Linked DNA regions of Homo sapiens: region 2 is linked to region 1. The links are chromatin loops, found by intact Hi-C in ENCODE. Cell type or tissue: dorsolateral prefrontal cortex. All regions are shown on one strand. Links, peaks and the distances in the headings refer to the core of each region. The heading gives the core; the rest is flanking DNA. Region 1 overlaps PRKCB (protein kinase C beta). Region 2 overlaps PRKCB (protein kinase C beta).

The links. A loop is a pair of places that touch in the nucleus more often than their neighbours do. Peaks named below come from ENCODE experiments on the same cell type or tissue, not always from the same donor. Only the 100,000 strongest peaks of a DNase experiment are listed, where the experiment ranks them.
Region 2: it touches region 1 in a loop (2.7-fold over the local background); 2 of 110 quality-filtered maps call a loop at or near these places.

What each region holds. Positions count from the first base shown.
Region 1 is chr16:24,110,447-24,122,813 of GRCh38, forward strand. PRKCB (protein kinase C beta) reads left to right here. Exons shown (of 17, transcript NM_002738.7): 8 at 2,527-2,623. Among named protein-coding and RNA genes, the nearest start is that of MIR1273H, 86 kb to the right of the region's middle. In dorsolateral prefrontal cortex, for the core only: no CTCF peak of the experiment used is centred there; no DNase peak of the experiment used is centred there; H3K27ac peaks cover 4,633 bases.
Region 2 is chr16:24,204,003-24,216,369 of GRCh38, forward strand. It overlaps PRKCB (protein kinase C beta), which reads left to right. Exons shown (of 17, transcript NM_002738.7): 17 at 10,656-12,367. The coding sequence ends at 10,814. Among named protein-coding and RNA genes, the nearest start is that of MIR1273H, 7.1 kb to the left of the region's middle. RefSeq lists an enhancer at 4,583-5,142. In dorsolateral prefrontal cortex, for the core only: no CTCF peak of the experiment used is centred there; DNase peaks (open chromatin) are centred at 4,969 and 7,837; H3K4me3 peaks cover 1,214 bases; H3K27ac peaks cover 2,248 bases.

The DNA of each region.
Region 1 (12,367 bases), core at 2,246-10,245:
GTGATCTGCCCACCTTGGTCTACCAAAGTACTGGGATTACAGGCATAAGCCACCATGCCCAACCTTTTTTTTTTTTTTTTTTTTTTGAGAGACAGGGTCTTGCTTTGTCACCCAGGCTGGAGTGCAGTGGTGCAATAATAGCTCACTGCAGCCTTGACCTTCTGGACTCAAGCGATTCTCCTACCTCAGCCGCTCAAGTAGCTGGGACTACTGGCATGCGCCACCATACCTAGCTAAATTTTTTTAATTTTTTTGTAGAGACAGGGTCTCGCTATGTTGCCCAGGCTGATCTTGGACTCCTGGCCTCAGGTGATCCTCCTTCCTCAGCCTCTCTAAGTGCTAGGATGACAGACATGAGCCACCACGACGACCTGTTTATCTTTTTGTTTGTTTTGTTTTGTTTGTTTTTAACAATTATTTTCTATTTGTAACAAGTGATATTGAATTTCCTTCCAAGGAAGAAATAAAAAGTGTCCTTTAAAATTAAATTTATTATTAAAAAAGTAAAACAGATATTTCAACGCTGATATACAAATCTAGCAAAATCCACAAAGGTAGCATCTGAATGGATAAAGTTAAAGTTTACCCAAAATAGCTCTGTTTTCTTTCTATTACTTTAATTTGTAGGAATCCCTGGAAGTCCCTGCTGTGTGGATAGCACCCTTCTCGATTTCCAGCAAAGATACAGATGCTCTCTTGTTTTTATATTTCTTTTGGTAATTTCCGTGGAATTTTGGAAGAAAATTTGGAATATTAAATGTGGAGGCGTAGAGGCTCAAATTGTCTTCTCTGCTTTGAATCACCTAGCCCATTTTTGGAAGCTGCGTAAGAAGATTCGTGAATGGAGAGAAAACATTGTGATGAAAATTTTAAACTTTGGTTAGGAATGATCTTTGAGAGCGAGGAGTTTTGGGGTCTTTTTTCTTTCCCACTGATTCAAATGCTTTTAGAATGTCCCTTTTCTTTCCTCACACTCATCTCATCCTCTTACTAGATGAAAAAATCTTTGTGGTCAAGAAACAAACTGAAGCCCCCATGTTTATTATTATATTAGTAGTAGCTGGGCATGGTGGGATGTGCCTATAATCTCAGCTACTTGGGATGCTGAGGCAGGAGGATTGCTTGAGCCCAGGAGTTCAAGACTGGCCTGAGCAACATAGCAAGACCCTATCTCTGCCAGAAAAGAAAAAAAAGAAAAAAAAAACAGCCAGGTGTGGTGGGATGTGCTTTTAGTCTCAGCTAGTTGAAAGCTGAGGCCGGAGGATTGTTTGAGCCCAGGAGGTCAAAGCTGCAGTGAGCTATGATTGTGCTGCTGCACTCCAGCCTTGGTGACAGAACAAGGCCCTGTCTCTAAAATAATAATAATGACATTAGTCACAGTAATAATAATCATGATGATGCCACTAATTGAATACTTGCTGAATGCCAAGTGCTGTGCTTATCATTTTACATGCGTCATTACATTTCAATTTCACAAGAATTCTATGAAAAAGGAATTTGTATTCCAATTTATAGATGAGAAAAACAGAGGCCCAGAGAGGCTAACCAGCCTGTCTAAGGTTATGAGATGAGATTTGCACCCAGACATGGTTTGACTCCAGGGCTTGTGCGCTTAACCACTAAGGGATGCCGTTTCTCAAAAAGGCTGACTACAGCACATTTTGGGAAAACTTTTGCAGAGAAAATAGCATCATGAAGTCAAGTCCATGGTCACCTAAATGCAGTTGAGTGCCAGGATGGCAAAGTGGCACCCTATGCACCCTATGTAGGGTGAAAGGTAGAAATGCTGGAAGAGCATGACAAGAGTGTATTTACAGTCAGGCAGTGGGGGTTGCAATTTGGGAGGATAGGGTGAGAAGATCACTTGAGGTCAGGAATTCAAGACTAGTCTGAGAAACATAGCCAACTCCCATCTCTACAAAAAAATTTTTTTTTGTTTAATTAGCTGGGCATGGTGGCACATGCCTATAGTCCCCAGCTACTCAGGAAGCTGAGGCAGGAGGATCGCTTGAACCCAGGAGCTCGAGGCTTCAGTGAGCTGTGATTGCACTATTGCACTCCAGCCTGGGTGACAGAGTGAGACCCTATCTCTAAAAGCAACAACAACAATAACAACAACAACAAGAAATTTACGATGAGGGATCTTCATAGCATTCTTTCAGAATAAGAAACTACTTAATGGACAAAAAGTAGGTAAAAATATACAGTAATTTAACGATATAACTAAGAAAACTGTGTAAGTGTGTATAGAGAGAGAGTGAGAACTTTGCCTCCTATGTACATGTGATATACATTTTTTTTCTGCTGTCCATGGAAGAGTTACAAAAATACATAGTGTACCTGGTAGTGTACCATGCACACTACCCCCACCCAACATACTGAAAAACAAACCAAAACAAACCAAAAAACCCTCAACGTATATTTTTTCAAGTAGAGCTTTATATAGGCCTCCTTTTCATATGCTGATCAATAAAATAATACCGAGTCGAGTCATGAAATGTGTCCCACCCCCTTGTCTCCCTTCAGGTTTAAGTTACTGAGCCAGGAGGAAGGCGAGTACTTCAATGTGCCTGTGCCACCAGAAGGAAGTGAGGCCAATGAAGAACTGCGGCAGAAATTTGAGGTGAGGTTTCTTTTCTTTTTCTCTTCTTTCTTTTTTCTCTTTCTTTTTTCCTTCTTTCCTCCTGCTCCCTCCTCTTTCTTTCTCTTTCTCTCTTATTCTTTTTTCTCTCCTTCCTTACTTCCTTCTTCCTCTCTCTTTTCTTTCCTTCTTTCTCCTTTCTTTCTTTCTTGCTTACTTGCTTGCTTTCTCGCTTTCTTCCTTTCTCTCTTGCTTTCTCTTGCTTGCTTTCTCGCTTTCTTCCTTTCTGTCTTGCTTTCTTTCTTGCTTGCTTTCTTTACCCCCCTTTTCTTTGTTTTTTCCTTCCTTCCTTCCTGCCTTCCTTCCTCTCTCTTTCTCTTTCCCTCTCATTCTTTCTTTTCTTTCTCTCTCTGTCCTTCCTTTGTTTCTTTCTCTCTCCTTCCTTCTTCCTTTCTTCCTTCCTTCCTTTCCTCCCTTCCTTCTTTCCCTCCTTCCTCCCTCCCTCCCCCCTTTCCTTTCTTTCTTCCTCCTTCCTCTCTCTTTTCATTCTTTCTCCCCTTTCTCTCTCTCTTCCTCTCTCTTGTCTCTCTCTTCTTTCTTCATCTCCTTTCTTTCATCAGTGGGAACCAGTTAGGTTTGCTGCTGTGCTGATTTTCCTGTTTATGGCATGGTTTCTACTAAGACTTTTCATGACTCTGAGCCTTTGCAAGGTTGTTTTATCTCCTAGAAAACTCTGATTAATCCTTCAAGACCCCAATTAAATGCCCTTGCCTTATGAAGTTATTCCTGCTTCCCTGTCTGCATTCAGGCTTAGACATTTCTTCAAAAGTGCTCATTCACTGCCCACCATTTTGATGGTGACTTGGACTGGAATGGTAGTCATGGTGAATGAAAGAAGTAGACAGAGGGCCGGGTGCGGTGGCTCACACCTGTAATTCCAGCACTTTGGGAAGCTGAAGCAGGCAGATCACTTGAAGTCAGGAGTTGGACACCAGCCTGGCCAATATGGTTAAACCCAGTCTCTACTAAAAATACAAAAAAATTAGCTAGGCATGGTGGTGCACGCCTGTAATACCAGCTACTCGGAAGGCTGAGGCACAAGAATTTCTCTGGGTGGCAGAGGCTGCAGTGAGCCAAGATTGTGCCACTGCATGATCAGTAATGCTCTGTTGCCCAGGCTGCAGTGCAATGGTGCGATCTCGGCTCACTGCAGCCTGGGCAACAGAGCGAGACTTCATCTCAAAAAAAAAAAAAATAAGTAGACAGAGAAGTGATATATTTTGGAGGCTGAGTCAACTAGGCTTGCTGATGGATGGAATCTGGATTGGCTCTATTGACAGAATGATGCTATATAGTTAACGAATGGAATTGATTGTGCTAATGACTTCATGAAATACCCTGGGGGTAGATCTTCCCAGAGAATAGTTTTATCAAATGGAAAGCCCTTGGCTGTGACCTTGAGTTACATTGCTGGCTCTGCTCCTACCTGAAATAAATCCCTTTCCTTCTACGGGGACAAATAAACACCATTTTCAGCTACCTAAGAGCAGCAGGTGTATAGGACACATCCTTGCTTTACAAAGAAAATGTTTGGGGGAAGATAGGTTTGAATACTTACATTATATGTGCATTGAGTGATTTTAGTAGTTTCCTGAGGAAAAGCACATTATTTTGTTCCCACAAACTCAATACACTGAGTCTGGTGGGAGATGATCAATTCTAGATAAACCATGATGGCCTACTAACTCCCCAAAAATGTATATAATAGCATAGCTAAAATGAAATTAATTTTTATTATTGTTATTCATCAAATAATGACACACACAAATAAAAAAAAAACGTGTAAAGACCATGTAAAGTCCTGGGAAAGAGAGGTCAGGTACCTTGAGAACATGTACAAGAGAAATGTCACGTAGTTTGAGAGAATGGGGAGGTGTCAGGAAGGAAACAGCAATGGAAGTTTACCATGTAAAAAGAGGGGAAAATGTATTCTGTTCTGCAAACAGCATGTGCAAAGGCCCTGTGGTTGGGGGTTATATAGCAGCAATGTGAGACTGAAAGAAGACCAGCCTGGGTAGAGCAGAGAAAGCCAAAGAGAGTCCAAGGAAAGGCTGAGGAAGTAGGCATGAGTCACAGTACGTAGGGCTGTGCTGGCCTTGACAAGGATTTTAGCATTTATCCCAAGAGTATTTATCCCAAGGACTTTAGCATTTATCCCAAGAGTATTTATCCCAAGGATTTTAGCATTTATCCCAAGAGCATTTATCCAAGAGCATTTATCCCAAAAGTATTTATCCCAATGATTTTAGCATTTATCCAAAGAGTATTTATCCCAAGGATTTTAGCATTTATCCCAAGAATATTTATCCCAAGGATTTTAGCATTTATCCCAAGAGCATTTACCCAAGAGCACTTATCCCAAGCGTATTTATCCCAAGGACTTGAGCATTTATCCAAAGAGTATCTATCCCAAGGATTTTAGCATTTATCCCAAGAGCATTTATCCAAGAGCATTTATCCCAAAAGTATTTATCCCGATGATTTTAGCATTTATCCGAAGAGTATTTATCCCAAGGATAGCATTTATCCCAAGAGCATTTACCCAAGAGCATTTTTCCCAAGACTATTTATCCCAAAGATTTTAGCATTTATCCCAAGAGCATTTACCCAAGAGCATTTATCCCAAGGATTTTGTTTTGTTTTGTTTTGTTTTTTTGAGACAGAGTCTTTCTCTGTCACCCAGGCTGGAGTGCACTGGTGAGATCTCGGCTCACTGCAAGCTCCACCTCCTGGGTTCACGCCATTCTCCTGCCTCAGCCTCCCGAGTAGCTGGGACTACAGGTGCCCACCACCACGCCTGCCTAATTTTTTGTATTTTTAGTAGAGATGGGGTTTCACCATGTTAGCCAGGATGGTCTCGATCTCCTGACCTCGTGATCCGTCTGCCTCGGCCTCCCAAGTGCTGGGATTACAGGCGTGATATCCCAAGGATTTTAGCATTTATCCCAAGAGCCCAGTTACCACACGTGGTATATTTCAGTACGTCAGAGTTGGTTGCCTCTGTTTGGTTACGGGGCTTTGAGTTCTAGGGCTCTAAATTGCAGACATGAAAAGGCAGCCATTAGTGAGTGTATTCCTGTTTCTGAGGGCACATCGTACACAGCAAGATAAAGGACAAGTTTGTTTGTTGAAAGAAACAAACTATCAAGTTTGTTCTCCCCTCAACTTGATAGAAATAGCGCTTAGGGGCCAGGCACGGTGGCTCATGCCTATAATCCCAGCACTTTGGGAGGCTGAGGCAGGAGGATTGCTTGAGCCCAGGAGTTCGAGACCAGCCTCAGCAACATAGCGACCCTACCTCTATTATTAAAAAATATATATTTAAAAAAAAATAAAAAAAGAAATAGCACTTACGTATTCCCAAATTCCTTGTCTTGAGCCTATGCCCACCCGACATGCTGGAAGATAGTGATAGTTCTGACCCAGTGGGGTCCTCCCTTCCTGGGAACAAGTGGAACAGACACATTGGCCTTGAGCTTATCAGTCATTCTCCAGTGACCTTGATAACAGAGGCTTGTTCCCAAAGTCTTGGACTCAAGCCCAAGTGAACTGAAAAAAGAACCTTCCCTCCAAGTAGAACTAAAAACTGGATACTGTTTGATAAAAATTAAGACAGGAAGGCAGTCTTTCCAGAGAACACTTTCTGTCTCTTTCCCCCAACTTGCTGATGAAGTGGTATCATTTGCTGCTGTTATAGAAATGTACTATTACGGGTGAAAAACACAAGGCCAGTATTTTCTTGTATATAACCAAGTCTCAGTTTTGCAAAATGATTTTTTTCTGTCCTGGGGCAGCTGGGGTGACATTTCAGAACACCAAGGAAAAGATTTGCTACACAAACAGAGCATTTGTCTGGGCCAGTAATTGGCTTGGAATAGGAGACTGTTTTATCCGCATGCAAGAAATTGTGTCCCTTTCTTTCTAGCAAGAGCCTGCAAATGCTTGTTTATGCCTGAATTATAATCGCTGCATACTGTACTTGTTGATTTAAAAAAATGTTTCCAACAGACCGAAAATTGTTCTCAGGCTCACAGAGGAATTTCAGTTGACCTTGAACATGAGAAATGTAATCCCTGGGCGATAACCAATTAGCACCCGGAATGACTCAGAAATTACTTTCAAGCCTCTTATCTGGAGGAATTCTGAGTGACAGTAAAATCGAGCTGCTAGAATTGGGGTAATAGAATTTCATGGTAGTGTGAGCTTGGCGCAGTTACCACACGTGGTATACTTCAGAACATCAGAGCTGGCTGTTTGCTTAGGGGGCTTTCAGTCGACCGTGGGCTTTGGAAAAGAAGACTCCATTTTGGATGGCGCACAGTGGGATTTCTCAGAGTCTTAAAATTTATTTGTATAACAAAGTGCTTACTGTGTGCCATTTATGATTCTAAGTGCTTTGCAAATATTAACTCAGGTAATTTAATCCTTACAACAACCTAGAATGGTAGGTACTATTATCACGCTATTTTACTTTTACAAATGAAGAAACTGAAGCCCACAGAGGTTTAAGTAACTTTATAAGGTCCCAGAGCCAGTCATTGTCCTGGGTTTGGGTTTTCCCAGAAACAGACTATAAGGATTCAAGTGCAAGTACTTTATTTGAGAGGTGATCCTGGAAGCACCATAAGTTAATAAGGAAGCATTGCCAGAAAAGGTGGGAAACCAGGAAAGTAAGTATTATCAAGCAGACTACTGCTGTGGGCAGCTAGGGTTTAACCCTGCTGGAGAACTCTCAAGTCAGCGCGGAATGCATGCCTCAGAATTTCCCAATCAAGGGACAGGAAGCTGAGGGGTTATCCGTCGGCTCCCCTTCCGTTGCAGGCTAAGGGCTGCTCCCAGGGAAATCCACTCACCCGCACTTTCAATGTGCCCTGTGCGCTGTGCCCGCTCCTATAACCAGAAAATAAGCTACAGGCAAAGAATCACAGGTGTTTGCTGTTAGCAGCCCTAGGTGTAGAGAGCAGCATGCTGGTGGTGTCTTGGAGGAACACCAGCGATTGTACCTGTGCAATGTAGCCTAATGGTTAAGTGTGATTGCTTGAGAGCCAGACTGCCTAGATTTGAATCCCAGTTCTGCCACCTCCTTGCTGAGTGGCTGTAAGCAAGTTGCTTTGTCTCTCTGAGCTTCTGATTCCCTACCTGTAAAATGGGGAATTATAGCACTTCTTACCTCATGAGGTTATGTGAGGATTGAATGAGGTAATGCGTTTAGCAGAGTGTCTCACATGTCATACATATCCAGATGTTAGATGCTAGCATCATGGTGGTTGTTATAATTATTGTCTCCCCCTTCGGGATAAATAAAGCTCAGAACATCCTCTTTCTGGGCTTTGGAAGGGCTGCTTGGAGGTTAGGGAAAATCTACAGGGACTCCTAGCCTACAGAGGTCCCTGCCCCACTGCTGGGTAGCTGGGAGTGCCTGTAGTAGTTCCTTGTAGGGGTGGAGTGGCAGAGGAATCTGCAGTTTTAGCCAGGACAGGCATTCATCATCGGGAGTGGAGCCCAGAGTCTGGCTGCCAGGGCTTCTCCACTGTCCCCTCGTGCTGTCTGGAAGGTGGCTTGGCTCTTTGCTCAGAAATGCTATTTGCTTTCTCTCTTAGCATTGAGTTCTAGGGCTCTAAATCGCAGACATGAAAAGGCAACCATTAGTGTATTCCTGTTTCTGAAAGCACATCCCACACAGCAAGATAAAGGACGAGTTTAATTTGTGCCTCAATTTTAAAATGTTCGCTCTTTGATGCAGTGTGTGCTAGGCATTGTCCCCTTGGAACAATGGGATATTTCAAAGGACAAAGGACAGGGCTCCTGTCCTCTGAAGGCTCACTGAGTAGGGGCCACAAACCCAGGTGTTTTCAGGAGCCAGGCAAACAACAAGAAGGCGAAAGAGCTTGGCATCACCCAGTGTTAGCAGATCCCCTTCTTCAAAAGAAGCTGGGGATCTGGGTTTTCATATCTCCAAATTTTCAACAGTTGGCAACTAATTAAATATTAAAATGACAACAAACTCTGTGCAGACCAGACCAACAGGGTTATCAGACTTCTTTTTTTTTTTTTCCAGGGTTATTAGACTTCTGATCTAGATTCTAGAAGTTAAATTAACATGCCCATGAGAAAAGTTATAAAAGCAAGCTGGGAGGGAGGGAGGAAAGAGGGGTGCCAGCCCCAGATTCAGAGGAGAGAAGGGAGTTTCTAGTGCTGAGGGATGAGGCTGTTAGCTGCTCCTTGAAGGACAAGGAAAAAATCAACCCCTCTTCCCACCCCCCCAAAAAAGTCCTTATCTGTCCACTACGCAAAGTCAAATGAAGAAATCAGGAAGTTTGAGGTCCGTGCTCACGTTTCATGGGGAGTGTGTGCTGGGACCCGCAGGTGGATGGGAAAGTTCCCAGGATGGGAAATGGGAACTGGGGCAGGCAGGACTTGGATCTTCACAGTCTGGAGAATGGAGACTGTGAATCAGATGGGTCCTGAGCCAGGATTCAAAGAAGGCAGGACACATGGTGCTAAGGTGATGGGGCAGCAGGGAGGGGAGTAGGGAAAGTGTTTGGGTCAGGCCAGCTTGGGGGTGATGATTTAGGAGGGTGTGAGGACATAGCCCGAGAAAGGTGAGACGGCTTCTGTCCTACCCTGGCTCTTTTGTTTGCAGTTTCCATTGCAAATAAGATGACCTTGTAGTTTTAACTACCCCCTCGTTGCCTCTACACCCCAAATCTCTGTCTCCAGTCCAGATATCTTTGCTCAAGCCCCAAACCCATGTATACAACTGCTTACTGGGTATTTACACTTGGGTTAAACCTCAACATATCTTACTGCAAAGTAAACTGACCAAGTATATTCACAGCAGCGTTGTTAGTAGGCCGAAAGGGGAAACAACTCAAATGCCTGTACACAGGAGACGGGATAAACATCAACAATGAGTGCCATTCAGCAATACAAAGAGACAAATTACCGATTTATGCAAAAACATGGATGCATTTCAAGAACATTTTGATGAGTGAAAGAAGCCAGGCACAAGAGTACACACTCTACAATGCTGTTCAGATGAAATTCAAGAACAGACAAAACTGACCTATGGGATAGAAACTGGAACAGAGATTGCCTTAGTGGCGGGGGTTGCGGGGGGCGTCGACTGGGAACTTTTGGAGGGTGATGGAAATGTTCCGCGTCTTGTTTGGGGTTTGGGTTACATGGGTGTGCACATTTGTCAAAATCTACAGAACTGTGCACGTGAGATTGGTGCACTTTGCGGTGCCCACCTCAAGTTTCAAAACATGAATAAAGAGAAAATGGCGGATGCTTTGTTAGCCATGGTTCCTATATGGTAACAGTGGAATATGCACCCCATGAGGGAGAAATAAACCTTGAAGTTTTAAGCTGCTGTGGGGAAGAGGGGATCTCAACATGCCTGAAATCACACCGGTCATCTCTGCCCACCCTCTTCCCCACACTTCCAAACTTGCTCCTCCTCCGCTTCTTCTCATCTCAGTGGAAACAACCAGCATCCTGCCAGTTGGTCAGAACAGAGGCTGGGGAGCTGTCCTTCATCTCCAATCTCCCTTCTCCCTTGCCCAATCTGCTACCCATCTGGGGTCAGTCTGTCTCCCAAATAGATCCACTTTGTTCAGTCTACACTGCAGACAACTGAGTCCATCATTTTTTTTTCTTTTAAGACAGGGTCTCCCTTTATCACTCAGGCTGGAGTGCAGTGGTGCAATCATGGCTCACTGCAACCTCCAACTCCTGGGCTCAGGGGATCCTCCCACCTCAGCCTCCCGCGTAGCTGGGACTACAGGCACACACCACCATGCCTGGCTCATCATTTCTCTCCTTGATAATGCAGTGACTTCCTAGTGATCACTCAGCCCACGTGCTGGGGGGTCTCCTCTCCACTCAGAGTGACCTGTTAAATATGTATGGTCATACCATAGCCCTGCTTCAAACCTTTCAAAGGCTGTCTGTCATGCTCATAGTCAGCCTGAATTTCTTAAGGTCCTTTCAACACTTTGTCTGCCTCCTGTGCCATATCTGCCTTGCATTTCATGATCCAGCCAGACGATGTTTCATTCCTTGAATGTGTCTTCCCCTCTGTTCCATAAATGCTGTTCCTGCTGCCAATACCAGTTTATCTACTTCAGCAACCCCAACATACCTTTTGGACACAGTATGGAGGACCCAATCCCAGCTAGAATGCACGTTTTTTCAGAGTATCTGTATCCATTTTGCCCTCTGATGTATCCTCAGCACCTAGAGGAGCACTTAGCATGTAGCAGGTACTCAACAAGAATTTTTGATTTGTTTGTTGGTTTGTTTATGACAGAGTCTTGCTCTGTTGCCCAGACTGGAGTGCAATACAGTGATCAGAGCTTACTGCAGCTTCCAACTCCTGGGCTTAAGGGATTCTCCTGCCTTAAGCCTCCCAAGTAGCTGGGACTACAGGCCCACTGCCACCATGTCCAGCTAATTAAACTTTTTTTTTGAGATAGGGTCTGGCTGTGTTGCCCAGGCTGGTCTTGAACTCCTGGCCTCAAGCAGTCCTGCCTCAGCCTTCCAAAGCTTTGTGATTACAGGCATCAGCCACCACATCCAGCCTCAATAAATGTTTTTTGAATGAATGAATGAATCTTCCCTGATATTCAAAACTTTGGAAAGATTTATTTTGCCTCTTTATCTTCAAAGCAACCAAATAATGCAACAATAATAATAGCTACCATTCACTGAGCATGTGTTGTGTGCCAGGAATGATACTAAGGACTCTGTGATACATCATTTCATGTCATCATCTCCATGTCTTGAAAAGGTGATGAATGTTTAGGAAGCTTCAATCACCAAATGCAAATTAAGTGCCTTCTCTGTGCCATACTCCTCTAGGTACCAGGGAAACAGTGGAAAGCAAAACAGACAAAATCCTTGCCATTGGGGAGCTTACATTCTGGTATAAGGAGAAAGATGATAAATTGGGAAACAAGTAAATATATGGTTTGTAAGATGGTGACAAGTGTTTTAGAGAAAATCAAGTAAGTAAGGCGGATGGAGATTGCTGAGAGCAATTTTATGTAGGGTGTTCAGGGAAGAGCCCTCTTATCAGAGGTGAGAGAGTTCTGGGGAAAGAGTGCTCTGAGCAGAGGGAACAGCAGGTGCAAAGGCCCTGGGGTAAGAGCATGTTTGGTGCATTCAGAGAGCAGCAAGGAGGCCAGTGCGGAAGTAGAAAGGAGGCTGAAATCAGAGGGGCTCAGTCATCTGTGGCCTTTGGCTTTTACTTTGAGAATAATGGGATGGTATATATATTGGGCAGAGGAATGTTATGACTTAACTGATGTATTCTGGGCCACACAGCTGATTCATGTCAGAGGATTCTACCACGAGGCTTTTTTTTTTTTTTTTTTTAGTGAGAGAGAGATGGGATCTCACTCTGTCACCCAGGCTGGTGGGCAGTGGTGTGATTATAGCTCACAGCAGCCTCTAACTCCTGGGCTAAAGCAGTCCTCCCACCTTGGCCTCCCAGGTAGCTGGGATGACAGGTGCACACCACCTTGCCTGGCTAACTTTCTTTATTTTTGTAGAGACAGGGTCTTGTTATGTTGCCCAGGCTGTTCTCAAACTTCTATCCTCAATCGAATCTCCTGTCTCAGCATCAAAAAGTGTTGGAATTGCAGGTGTGAGCCACTGTGCCCAGCCACACATGAGCTTTTAACTCCACAGTTTTCTCTCTGCTAAACGTGAATCCAGTAA
Region 2 (12,367 bases), core at 1,205-9,204, 93 kb after region 1:
TAATTGGGATGGGAATATGGGTAGGAATTTAGGGTTTGGCAGAGCGTACAGGACCTCTTTCAAGCCAGAGCACAGCCCTGTCAGACTTACTCACTGGACATGAATGGGTCAGTCAGCCCTCAGCAGTAACCACCAGCTACCATGTTAAGTATTTGATGTGAATTTTATCAAGTCATTCTCGCCACACCCTACAAGAAACTTGAGCTTAGGGGACTTAGCTAACTTGCTTGAAGGTTGTATAGCTGGGAATTGTTGGAGCCAGGATTGGTACCCAGGTTAGCTTAACTTTTAAGTCCGTGCCACACAATCAGATACATAGTATGAGGCAATGGGATGTAATGGAAAGCCCATGGGCTTTGGAATTGAACAGATGGGCTCTGGATCTTGGCTCTCCTACTTGACCCTATATGACCCTGAACAAACTGTTAACTCTTAAAATTATCTGTTAAGTAGAGATAATCCTTTTCCTGCCTATCTCACAGCCTTGTGGGAATCAAAGCTATAAAAAGATAGGCAAATAGAAGGGATAATTACTATTTGAGGGTGAGTTTACTTGAAGCCAACAATGTGGGTTTAGGATGAATGGTGAAGAATAGATAAGAAAAAAAATGATATTCTGTTGACATGGGAAGATGTTTAGAGTGTATTTCATCTAGTTTCTTTTAAAAAGCAAGCAAAAGAACAGAGTCATGATTCCACCTTTGTCTAAAAACTAAAAAACATCCATTCATCTATTCATCCAGCCATCTAGGATACAAACCAAGATGTTAACATAATACAGAGATTTGGGGTGGCGGGATTAAGAAGGATTCTTTTGTGTGTTTTAAAATTTTTTATGGCCAGGCACAGAGGCTCATGCCTGTAATCCTAGCACTTTGGGAGGCCAAGGCGTGCAGATCACGAGGTCAGGAGTTCGAGACCAGCCTAGCCAACATAGTGAAACCCCGTCTCTACTAAAAATACAAAAATTAGCTGGGCATGGTGATGGGTGCCTGTAGTCCCAGCTACTTGGGAGGCTGAGGCAGGAGAATCGCTTGAACCCGGGAGGTGGAGGTTGCAGTGAGCCGAGATCGTGCCACTGCACACCAGCCTGGGCGACAAAGTGAGACTTCATCTCAAAAAAAAAATTATTATTATAATTCCTTTTTTTTTTTTTTTTTTTTTTAGAGACAGGGTCTTACTCTGTTACCCAGGCTGAAGTGAAGTGGAACAGTCATAGCTCACTGCAGCCTCCAGTTCCTGGGCTCAAGGGATTCCCCGTGCCTCAGCCTCTTGAACAGCTGGGACCACAGGCATGCACCACCATGCCTGGCCAATTTTTAAAAAATTCTTTGTAGAGACAGGTTCTCTCTATGTTGCCCAGGCTGGTCTCAAACTCCTGATCTCAAGTGATCCTTCCACCTGGGCCTCCCAAAGTGCTGGTATTATAGGCATGGCACCACCATGCCTGGCATCTTGGTGCTTTTTAATAGCTTGTTTGTTTCTGCGATAAATGTAGGAGACTGATAGAAGAGTCTGGATCTCTTGTCAAATCTAGGATCAAATCGTGGTCAGATACTTAAACTAAACCCATTTTCTCATTGCACAGCAAGGACTTCATAGAGCTTTTGGGGGGATTAAAGGAGGTAAAGCTTGCAAAACACTTAACACAGTATCTGGCTCATAGTTAGTGCTTAACATACACTATTATTTGTCCATTTGATTTTTTTTCATCCCTGGGTTCTAGAAACGCAGTGGTGAATAAAACAGATGTGATTTTGCTCTCATGTGGCTTACAGTCTAGATGAGAACATAGACAATCAACAGAGAATGAACATGTATTAATAATTATAGACTGAGATATACCAGATTTTATTTCTGTTAAAGAAATGAACAGGATATCTTGACAGAGAATAACAGGAGGGAAGAATGAGAATCCTCTTTATTTGAAGGTGGTCTGGAACAGCTTCTCTGACAGGGTGCCATTTAAACTGAGATCTGGAGGAAATCAAAACACTGGATGTTATTTTTTAATGAAAATTAAGAAAAGCAAGAGCAAAACAAAACAGACTTAGTATCAAACACAAAAGACCCCTCTCCTACTGACTTCCTCCCTAAATAAACATAAGAGATAAAAGATCCCTGATTGTAAGGGACCTTCATTATTAGCAGAAAAAGGAGACTTAAATCTCTCTTTTTTTCTGCCAAAACCCAGACCACAAATGACTTTTTAAAATGATCAAATATGTATGCAGCTTTGAGCATCTGATTCTCCCTGGAGTGGGTCCCTCCTGTATTCGGCTGTGGGAAACTGGAAGGCATAGGAACGACCCTGCATTTCACTGGATGTGCACATGTGAAAAAGAAAGATGCGCTTGTCTTTTTGCCTAGGCTATGTAGCTTGGATGTCTTTTCATCGTGACCTTCTGGTCTTGTTAACCTGAAGGTGTCCTGGTGTCTTGATGGAGGCTGGGCAGGTAGCTCCCCTGAGCCACTAGCCTCATGTTATCAAAGTCGGCTAGGCAACAGACAGCAGGGAGGAGCCTTATCCTCTCCTCCACCATCTTACCTTGTCCATGCCCTCTTTTTACCTCCATTTCTTCTCCAGGCTCTTTCCTTTCCTCCTCCAAAGAAGCAATGTCTCTCTTGCAGGTCCCACTCAAGTGAGATGTCACTCCCTCCAGACAGAGTTCCTGGCCCTTCTTGGGTTCCTTTCCTCTGTGCTCAATGGCAGCACCTGTCCCATGGTCCCATGCAGTGGCCTGTGTGTGCATCTGTGTCCTCTGCTAGATCTTAAGCTCAACGGGGACAAGAACAGGTACCCTCTTATGTATCGCCAGAGTCCAGCATGCTGCTCGGCAGAGGATCTACAACAGCCAAATATTAGCCTTCCTTATTATCCCTTAGCACCAAAATACACGTCAAAGCAGCCACTTGTTTTAGAGTTTTTTTGCTTCATTTTGTTTTGAGACAGGGTCTCACTCTGTCACCCAGGCTGAAGTGCAGAGGCACGATCATAGCTTGCTGCAGTCTAAACCTCCTGGGCTCAAGTAATCCTCCAACTTCAGCCTTCCAAGTAGCTGGGACTACAGGCATGTGGCGTCATGCCCTGAGAAGTTTTAAATTTTTGTAGAGACAGGGTCTTGCTATGTTGCCCAGGCTGGTCTCACACTCCTAGCCTCAAGCGATCCTCCTGCTGCCTTAGAGTGTTTTACTAAGATGAAGCATGTTAAAGTAGCATCAGGCTAACCTTAACAATTTACCCAAATACTCCCATTCTCTTTATTTCTATTTTTCAATTTCTTCCATGATAATTGCTGTCTCATTTAAAATAGCTTTCACAGCTTCTTTTCTTATTACAAAATAATAATAACAATACCTGATTGTTATGTAAATTTTTAAAATATAATCAAGCATAAAGGGGAAAAGGAAAAAATTAAAACCATCTGTAATTCTTCGAATCTCCATAAGCCTGTGTATAAAATGTGTACAGATATTACGTATACATTTGTGTATATAATTTATAGAATGGGAAGATATTGTACACACTGTTAGTAATTATATAACTATGTCATTTAATATTCTTCTACATCTTCTTTTAATTTTTAAGAATGTTTTGCATGGTAATACATCAAATAGATGTATCATTATTTATTTAACTGTTTTCCCTATTGGCCCATAGTAGATTCCCAATTTTTCTTTCCTCTGACGATTCTTTGATGAACACCCTGTATTTTGATGGGGTAAATCCAGGAGTATAGAGGACAGGTCAGGGAAAACCTCGTGGAGGAAGTGACACTGCTCTGGAGACAGAAAGGATGCACAGGAGATAGCTGGATGAGTGGAGAAGGAGTGGAAGGCAAGTGTTCCTGGCAGAGGAGGCAGCCTGTGCAAGGGCCTGGAGTCACCTCCAAGAGTTCATGAGTGTTCTAGGAACTGGAAATACTTCAGTATGGCTGGAGGGTGTCTCAGGGGGTGGGGGACACAGGCAGGGAAGGGGCCATTGACCAAGTGTCCAGGAACAGGTCCTAAATGGCCCCTTAAGCCATGCTAAGGAGTGTGGGCTTTGGGCAATGGGGAGCTATTGCAGATAAGAGCAGGGAAATGGCATACTCCAGTCAGCGTCTTTAAAAGATCCCTTTAGCTGGCCATGGTGGTGTGCAGCTGTGGTCCCAAGCTACTCACAAGGCCAAGGCAAGAGGATCCCTTGAGCCTTGGAATTCAAGGTGGCAGTGAGCTATGATCACGCCACTGCACCCCAACCTGGGTAAGAGAGCAAGACCTTGTCTCAAAAAACAAAACAAAACAAAACAAAAAAGAGATCCCTGTGGCAGTGGTGACCAAGCCAACTCCACATTCAACAGCAAGACTCTGTTATTAATTCAATGAAACAGAAATTAAAAGAGAAGAGAAAAAGAAAAAGAGCTTACGTGTAACAGGTCACAGATAAGCTTTTCAAACTGTCTAGATTCTTAAATTCAGGAGCGTAATTCAACAAATCAACCTTCTTACTCCTCTCCTTAATCCTGAAAGAGGTGCTTGTGGTTTAAATAACCCAGTTGGTTTCTGGCCCCCATTCCTGTTCCAGGAGCCCCATTGATGTACCCTGATGACAAGGGAGTCGGATTTTCTTTTTTTTTTTAAGCTGAGTGAGGCTGAAGTGTTCACCCAAGACAAGCCAGAGAGGCAGGTGCAATCCATGGTGCGTTTTTAATTAGATCCCAGCCACTGAGCTGCCCATACTTCAAGGACACAGCAGGCAGGAAACTGATCTGGGCTGTGTCTCCCAAGGGCTGACGTCTCCATTTAGGGAGCGCTCCTGAAGCTAATGGTCAGTGACAGCTCCATTTGAAAAACACAGAAACACTTAACAGGGAGGCTGTGATCTGCCAGCCCTGTAAGCTGCTGATTAGCAGGGAAATCACGCTCCCTCTGTATCGCACCCCCTTGGTTAATCCCTGTTCTTGTGTCTCCTCTGTGCTATCTCACTTAAAGATTTCATTGTTCTCTGAGGCAGGAGGGAGTGGGGAGAGGGAGGGGGAGGTTGTGGAGCTGCCAGAAGCTGTTTCACTGTCTCCCATCACAGCCTCTGGGGAGGCCCAGGCGAAGAAACAGCCTTCTGGTGTGGATGGGAAATTGATGGTTTTTAAAGAAAAATGGTCCCTGAAGATGCTCTGTGTCTCAGCAAATGTGCTTCCTAGACTGGCTGGCTTGGGTTCCAACACCCAGGCCAAAGAAAAACACGCACGGGTCTGCCTTATAGTCACACCAGGATGCCATACCAGCAGTCCCTGCCACCATCACCTCTTTGTTGTCTGCTCTGCCTCCCCTTTCTACAGTCCTAAGCCACCATTCCTCTCCTGTGGATGACTGCGGCAGTCTCTCCCCGATGCCACGGCCACCAATCTAGCTCCCCAAACCTCTGCAATCCCCACACTGCAGCTGAGGGGACTCCTTGACGTGTCCTCTGGAATTTTGAACTTATCAAAAAGGAAAGCAAATACTAAATTTCCCCCCTCAAATAGGATCTCCTCCTCGTGTTCCTCTCTTACTAAATAGCTCAGGCCAAAAATGCCAGGGTCACCAACAATGCCTCTCTTCCTCACATACCCCACACCCAATCCATCAGCAAATCTTGTCAACTCTGAATTCAGAATATACCCCACATCCGAATGCATCTTTCCATCCCTCCACCAATCACCTTCCTTCAAGCCCCCATCATTCTTAACTGGATTATCATAACCACCTCCTCACTGGTTGTACTGTTTCCACTATTGTCCCCCGCTCATTTAATCTATCCTTGTACACCACACCAGTGATCCTGTTTAAATGTAAATCAGGGCCAGTCTTGGTGGCTGACACCTGGAATTCCAGAACTTTGGGAGGCTGAGGTGGGAGGATCACTTGAGGATAGGAGTTCGAGACCAGCCTGGGCAACATAGCAAGACCCCACACACACACCCTGTGTCTACAAAAAAAAAAAAATTAGTCCTGCGTGGTGGTGCACACCTGTAGTCCTAGCTACTCATGAGGCTAAAGTGGGAGGATTGCTTGAGCCCAGGAGTTTGAGGCTGCAGTGAGCTGTGATCATGCCTCTGACTCAAGCATGGGCAACAGAGCAAGACCATGTCTCTAAAACAATGAAATATTATAAAAACAAAACATACGTCATCATATCATTCAGGGCTCAACATTCTCCAGCAGTTTCTCATCTAGCTGAGATGAAAATCCACTGTCCTTACATGGCCATCAAGGACCCTGCTCTGGCTCGTGGCCCGCTGTGTGGCCCCTTGGTCACTCTGCTCTGGCCATACCATACTGACCTCATTGCTGCTTGGTGACTGTGCCAGGTGAGCTCTGTCTTGGGGCCTTTGCACTTGCTGCTCCCTCTGCCTAGCATGCCTTTCCTCCCGACATCCAAAGGGCACCCTCTCTCACTTCACTGAGGTCTTGCTCAAAGGCCATTTCCTCCAAGCTGAAAATGGCATCACTCTCACTCCATCCCCTGGACTTTCTTCTTCTTTTTTTTTTTTTTGAGACAGAGTCTCATTCTGTCGCCCAGGCTGGAGTGCAGTGGCTTGATCTCCGCTCACTGCAACCTCTGCCTCCTGGGCTCAAGTGATCCCCCCACCACAGTCCTCCTGAGTAGCTGGGACCACAGGTGTGCACCACCACACCCAGCTAATATTTGTATTTTTGGTAGAGACGGGGTTTCACCATGTTGCCCAGGCTGGTCATGAATTCCTGAGCTCAAGTGATCCACCATCCTCGGCCTCTCAAAGTGCTGGGATTATAGGCGTGAGCTACCCTGCCCGGCCTTGGCTTTATTTTTCTTCACATCACTTATCTCCCTCTGGCACTAAAACATATATTCACATTTACAGTTACAGTCTCGTTTGTTGCTTCTCTTCCCCAGTAAAATGTAAGTTCCATGAAGCATGGATTTTGTATCATTTTCTACTAGCACAGAGCCTGGCATGTAGTGGGTGCTCAGTAAATCCGTCTTGAATGAGAAAATGAATAAACAAATGAATGAATCTGGACAACAATTCTAACCACAGTGAGTTTACCGAGGGGTCATCCTTCTGTGGGAGCTTCCCTCCACTGGCCAGCAGAAAAGACCCCAGGTCTTCATACTATGTCAGAGAGTTCTCATTTTCTGAGACCTGAAGCCAAGATAACAAAAACAGCAGAAACAATTTAGCTTGGAATGACAAATAGGTTTCCTTAAGTCTGACAAGAGTCTTTTAAAAATTCAAGACTGTTTCCTTAGTATTTAAAACTTAAACACCATGCAAATGCCCTATTATAGGAAACATACGCTGTCTGTCTGTAGGGATTTGTAGTAGAAAATGGGAACTAAATAATACTTGGAGCCATGATGCGTTGATCACATACTCAGTACCTGTTACTTGCATTCTCTCATTTTATCCTCATATCACAACCCCAGTGTGATAGGAATTAAAATTGCTCCCATTTTACAAAAGAGGAAACTGAAACTTTAAGGAACTTGCCCAGAGTTGCACAGATAGTGGGTAGCATAATGCCAGGGTTTGAATTCAGTCTACAGACTCACTTTTTTTTTTTTTTTTTTGCGATGGAGTTTCCCTTTTGTTGCCCAGGCTGGAGTGCAATGGTGCCATCTCAGCTCACTGTAACCTCTGCCTCCTGGGTTTAAGTGATTCTCCTGCCTCAGCCTCCCGAGTAGCTGGGATTACAGGCACCTGACACCACGCCTGGCTAATTTTTTGTATTTTTAGTAGAGATGGGATTTCACCATGTTGGCCAGGCTGGTCTCGAACTCTTGATCTCAGGTGATCCACCCGCCTCGGCTTCCCAAAGTTCAGGGATTACAGGCATGAGCCACCGCGCCCGGCCCCAGACTCACTTTTACTCAGATAAGAAGTGAGCAGGAGGCAGAGGCTCTTGGAGACCTAAGTCCCTTGCATGCACAGCAAATACTTCTGCTTCCCTCAACAAAAAGGCTTTGAAGAAGAGCGTGCACCTCTTGACTTTCTCAATGTACCTTCACTCCTCCAGCAACTGAAGTTCAGTGGCAGCCCTCCATTTCTCATCAGTATCACCCCAGTTGCCAATTGCAATGATCCTTTTTCGGCAACTCTCCTATTTGACCTCTGAAAGATATTTTAGTTATACCAATGCCCTTCACCTGGGGTTTCTCCCAGTCCTTAGCTTGGCTGATACTGTTCTCTCCTGGTTCTCCTCCTGCTGTCCTAAGACACTTTAAGGAGCATTTTTATCATGGGCAAATGGAAATAAAACACCTATTTCACAGAGTTTTTACATGAATGAAAAAGGTCATATATTCAAAAACACTTGGCAAATGTCTGTTTCATTGAAAGTGCTCACTGGTTTTTATTACTCTTGTTATCTCTTTCCACTCCCCATATTCTGTGCTTTAAAAAAAAAAAAAAAAAAAAGGTTTTTCAAGACCTCTCTCCTCCTGTGCTTTTTTTTCCTTTTTTTTTTTTTTTTTTTTTTTTTTCCTTTTTGGAGTCAAGGTCTCAATCACTGCCCAGGCTGGAGTGCAGTGGTACAATCCCTGCTCACTGCAACCTCTACCTCGCTGGCTCAAGCAATTCTCTCACCTCAGTTTCCTGAGTAGCTGGGACTACAGGCATGCACCACCATGCCCAGCTAATTTTTTAAAGACAGGGTTTTGCCATGTTGGTCAGGCTGGTCTCAAACTCATGACCTCAGGTGATCTGCCCACCTCGGCCTCCCAAAGTGCTGGGATTACAGGTGTGAACCACCACGCCTGGCCCAGAACCTGTGCTTCTGACTCCCTCTGGTCATCACCAGGACTCTCATTGGCCTCTCAAAGTCGTTATCCAAAATGGAATTAATCATCTTTCTCAGTTTTCACACTTTCTCTGTCTCAGTTCATACAACCACAGTCTCTGTCATTCAAACCAGAGACTTCATCATCCCCATCCTTGTCTTCCCGCTGGCCCCTTCCCCACTTCATTAGTTAGTCAGCCACCAGGCTGCCACCGTACTTGTATATTTATTTATTTATTTATTTATTTATTTATTTATTTATTTATTTTGAGAGAGAGTCTCGCTCTGTCACCCAGGCTGGAGTGCAGTGGCGCGATCTCAGCCGACTGCAACCTCCGCCTCCCGGGTTCAAGCTATTCTCCTGCTTCAGCCTCCTGAGTAGCTGGGACTACAGGTGCCCATCACCACGCCTGGCTAATTTTTATATTTTTAGTAGAGACGGGGTTTCATCATGTTGGCTAGGATGGTCTCGATCTCCTGACTTTGTGATCCACCCGCCTCCTCCTCCCAAAGTGCTGGGATTACAGGCGTGAGCCACTGCGCCCAGTCACTGTACTTGTAAAAATGGAGCCAGGAACTTGGGCTCTGATGTCAGATGGACCTGGTTCATCTTGCTCTGCTATTGGTTTGCTGAGATTATGAACAAATTACATAGTCTCCGTGGTCTCAGTTCCGTCATCTATAAAATGGAGATCATAATAATGCCCACTTCATAGGGCCATTGGGAAGATTAAATAAGGTAATGCAAGTAAAGAACTTTCCAGTAAACAGCATTTTGCACTGGTATATAGCAAATGCATAATAAATATCAGCAGTCATAATTGTTATTACTCCTACTACTATTATACTATTAGGTTGTGGTTACCTCGTAGAGATACTGTGTTGAAAACACATAGAGCTTTTGTGCAAATGGGTTTTGCTGGCAAAGAACAAGGAACCCCAAATTAGCGGTTTGCCCCTTCTCATTAGGTGGGAATTAGCATGTACAGGTGTGAGCACCCATGCATGCATGCACACATTTGCAGACATGTACATACACATATGTGTTATAACTCTGCCTCAGATGGGGGCCTTTTTAATATAGAAACACCAGCAGGATGGGTGAGAAATGGCAATGGTTTTCTCTCTAGAACCTGATTGCTTCACCAAACAATGGTTTGTATTTCCTCCCACATCCCTCCTTCCTAATTGAAGAGGGAATGGCTGAATTTACCTCCTGGCACCTTGCATTTGATGTTCAGTGACTGATCCAGCTAACCAGGGGCCTCGTGGTTGCCCAGGCGTTGCAAGCATCAAACCCAGATCTTCACTGGGATCTTCCTCCAGTGGCTGGAGTTTATAAATTGTATTCTGTTGAGTTGGAAAACATCCACTGCTCCTGATTGAGAGCTGGAGGACAGCACTTTGAGGGGTCTGCTGCTATAAATACTGGGATCTCCCAGGTGATGTATAAATGGGTCACTACTTTGCATCTTGCACCACCTGAAACATCTCAGGTGCCTTAATCCCATGTTTTCCAACAGATGAGCTTGGCTGACTTCTCGGGGTGGGTTGGGGGGACATGCCACATGCCTCTGGCCCCACCATCTCATGCCTTTGCCATCCATCTCCTGACTGGCCAGAAGGACACCAGGAGCAGCTCATGAGCTACAAAAACTGAAGGTCGGGAACCCAAGGTCGTGCACCAAAGGTCATGAGAATTTTGCATTTTATGTTGCTCTCATTTCTGATCATTTGAAACAACCTCTCTGAGTTTCTGAAAGGGAAGGGAATGGAGAAAAGCACACCCAATTATGCTAGGTTCTGTTTTATTTTGGCTTTTGTTTTTGTTTTTTTTCCCACCCACCACAAGTTCTTTTCTTCCCCTCTCATAGTGTGGGCGAAATGCTGAAAACTTCGACCGATTTTTCACCCGCCATCCACCAGTCCTAACACCTCCCGACCAGGAAGTCATCAGGAATATTGACCAATCAGAATTCGAAGGATTTTCCTTTGTTAACTCTGAATTTTTAAAACCCGAAGTCAAGAGCTAAGTAGATGTGTAGATCTCCGTCCTTCATTTCTGTCATTCAAGCTCAACGGCTATTGTGGTGACATTTTTATGTTTTTCATTGCCAAGTTGCATCCATGTTTGATTTTCTGATGAGACTAGAGTGACAGTGTTTCAGAACCCAAATGTCCTCAGGTAGTTTGGAGCATCTCTATGAGATGGGATTATGCAGATGGCCTATGGAAAATGCAGCTGCATAATTAACACATTATCAAAGTCCTCTTACAATTTATTTTCCGCAGCATGTCAGCTAAGTAGACCCAATGGGGAGAGAAAATGCCTGCTTTCTTTCCCTCTTTTTCTGCACTGCCATATTCACCCCCAACCATCCAATCTGTGGATAATTGGATGTTAGCGGTACTCTTCCACTTCCGGGCCTGGAGCTTGGCTTGTATCCAAGTGTATGGTTGCTTTGCCTAAGAGGAATCCCTCTATTTCACCTGTTCTGGAGGCACCAGACCTTGAAAAGAACATGCTCAAAATAAAATGTTATCTGTTATTTTTGTAAACTCAAAGTTAAGATGATCAAAGTTCTAAAATTCCAAGAATGTGCTTTTAGACGGTCTCAATCTAAAAGCACTTCAAGGGGTCAAAGGGCAACCAGCTTGGGTGCTACCTCAGTGTTGTAGTTTCTGATACTTTATGTCTTTGCTCACCCTCATCCCCAAACTACTTGAAAAGGGCATTTGGCACCACTCTCTGAAACAACACAGTCACTCTAGCAAGGCCCCCAAAGGGCCCTGGTTTTACATTACATTTCAAACTTTATTTGCTTTGGGGTTTTGTTTCTGTTGTTGTTCAAATGCAAAAAAAAGAAAAAAAAAGAAAAAAAAAGGTGACTCACATTGTTACACATGCTTTAAAATATGTATTCAAATGTTATTAACCACAATGACGACCTGCTTTGATTTAACCAAGAAGACGGCTGCGGAGCCTAGCAGACTCAGGCCTGTGGGAATGGGATTTGTTACAAATCTAGGTTTGTTACTGGCTTCAGAAAGCTAATTAAGTGCTCTGAAAAAGACACCGTTTCTTGAAACAAAGATGGTTGTATTCCTCACTTTGATGTTGTTTTGCAAGATGTTTGTGGAAATGTTCATTTGTATCTGGATCTCTGTTATGTGCCATTTTTCTTCTAGCATCGAGATACAATAAAAAAAAAAAAAAAGAAAAGAAGAAGAAATACTATTTCAAGGAAAACTGCTCTTTTTGAGAAACGTGGACCTAAACTACAAAGTGGGAACTGAGGAGGGAACTCAGGAGAAAGGAACTAACTGCGGAGCTTTAATCTTGGCCCCAGTGTTCAGCCACTCGGAGGGGCGGGGGCTGTGGCCCATTCAGGGGCTGCTGGTGGGCTGTAGTGGGGTGGGATGACCTGGCCAGAGCCAACGAGGATACTGGAGCCCAAAGTCAAGTTTAGAGACCAGCTGGGAACGTGAATGGGGCTCTTGATTTTCTTATCAAAATCACCACTCCTCCCAGCTTGGACTAAATATTCTTTCTAGCAAGCAGCTTTGTGAGCTCCCTGAAGCCCAA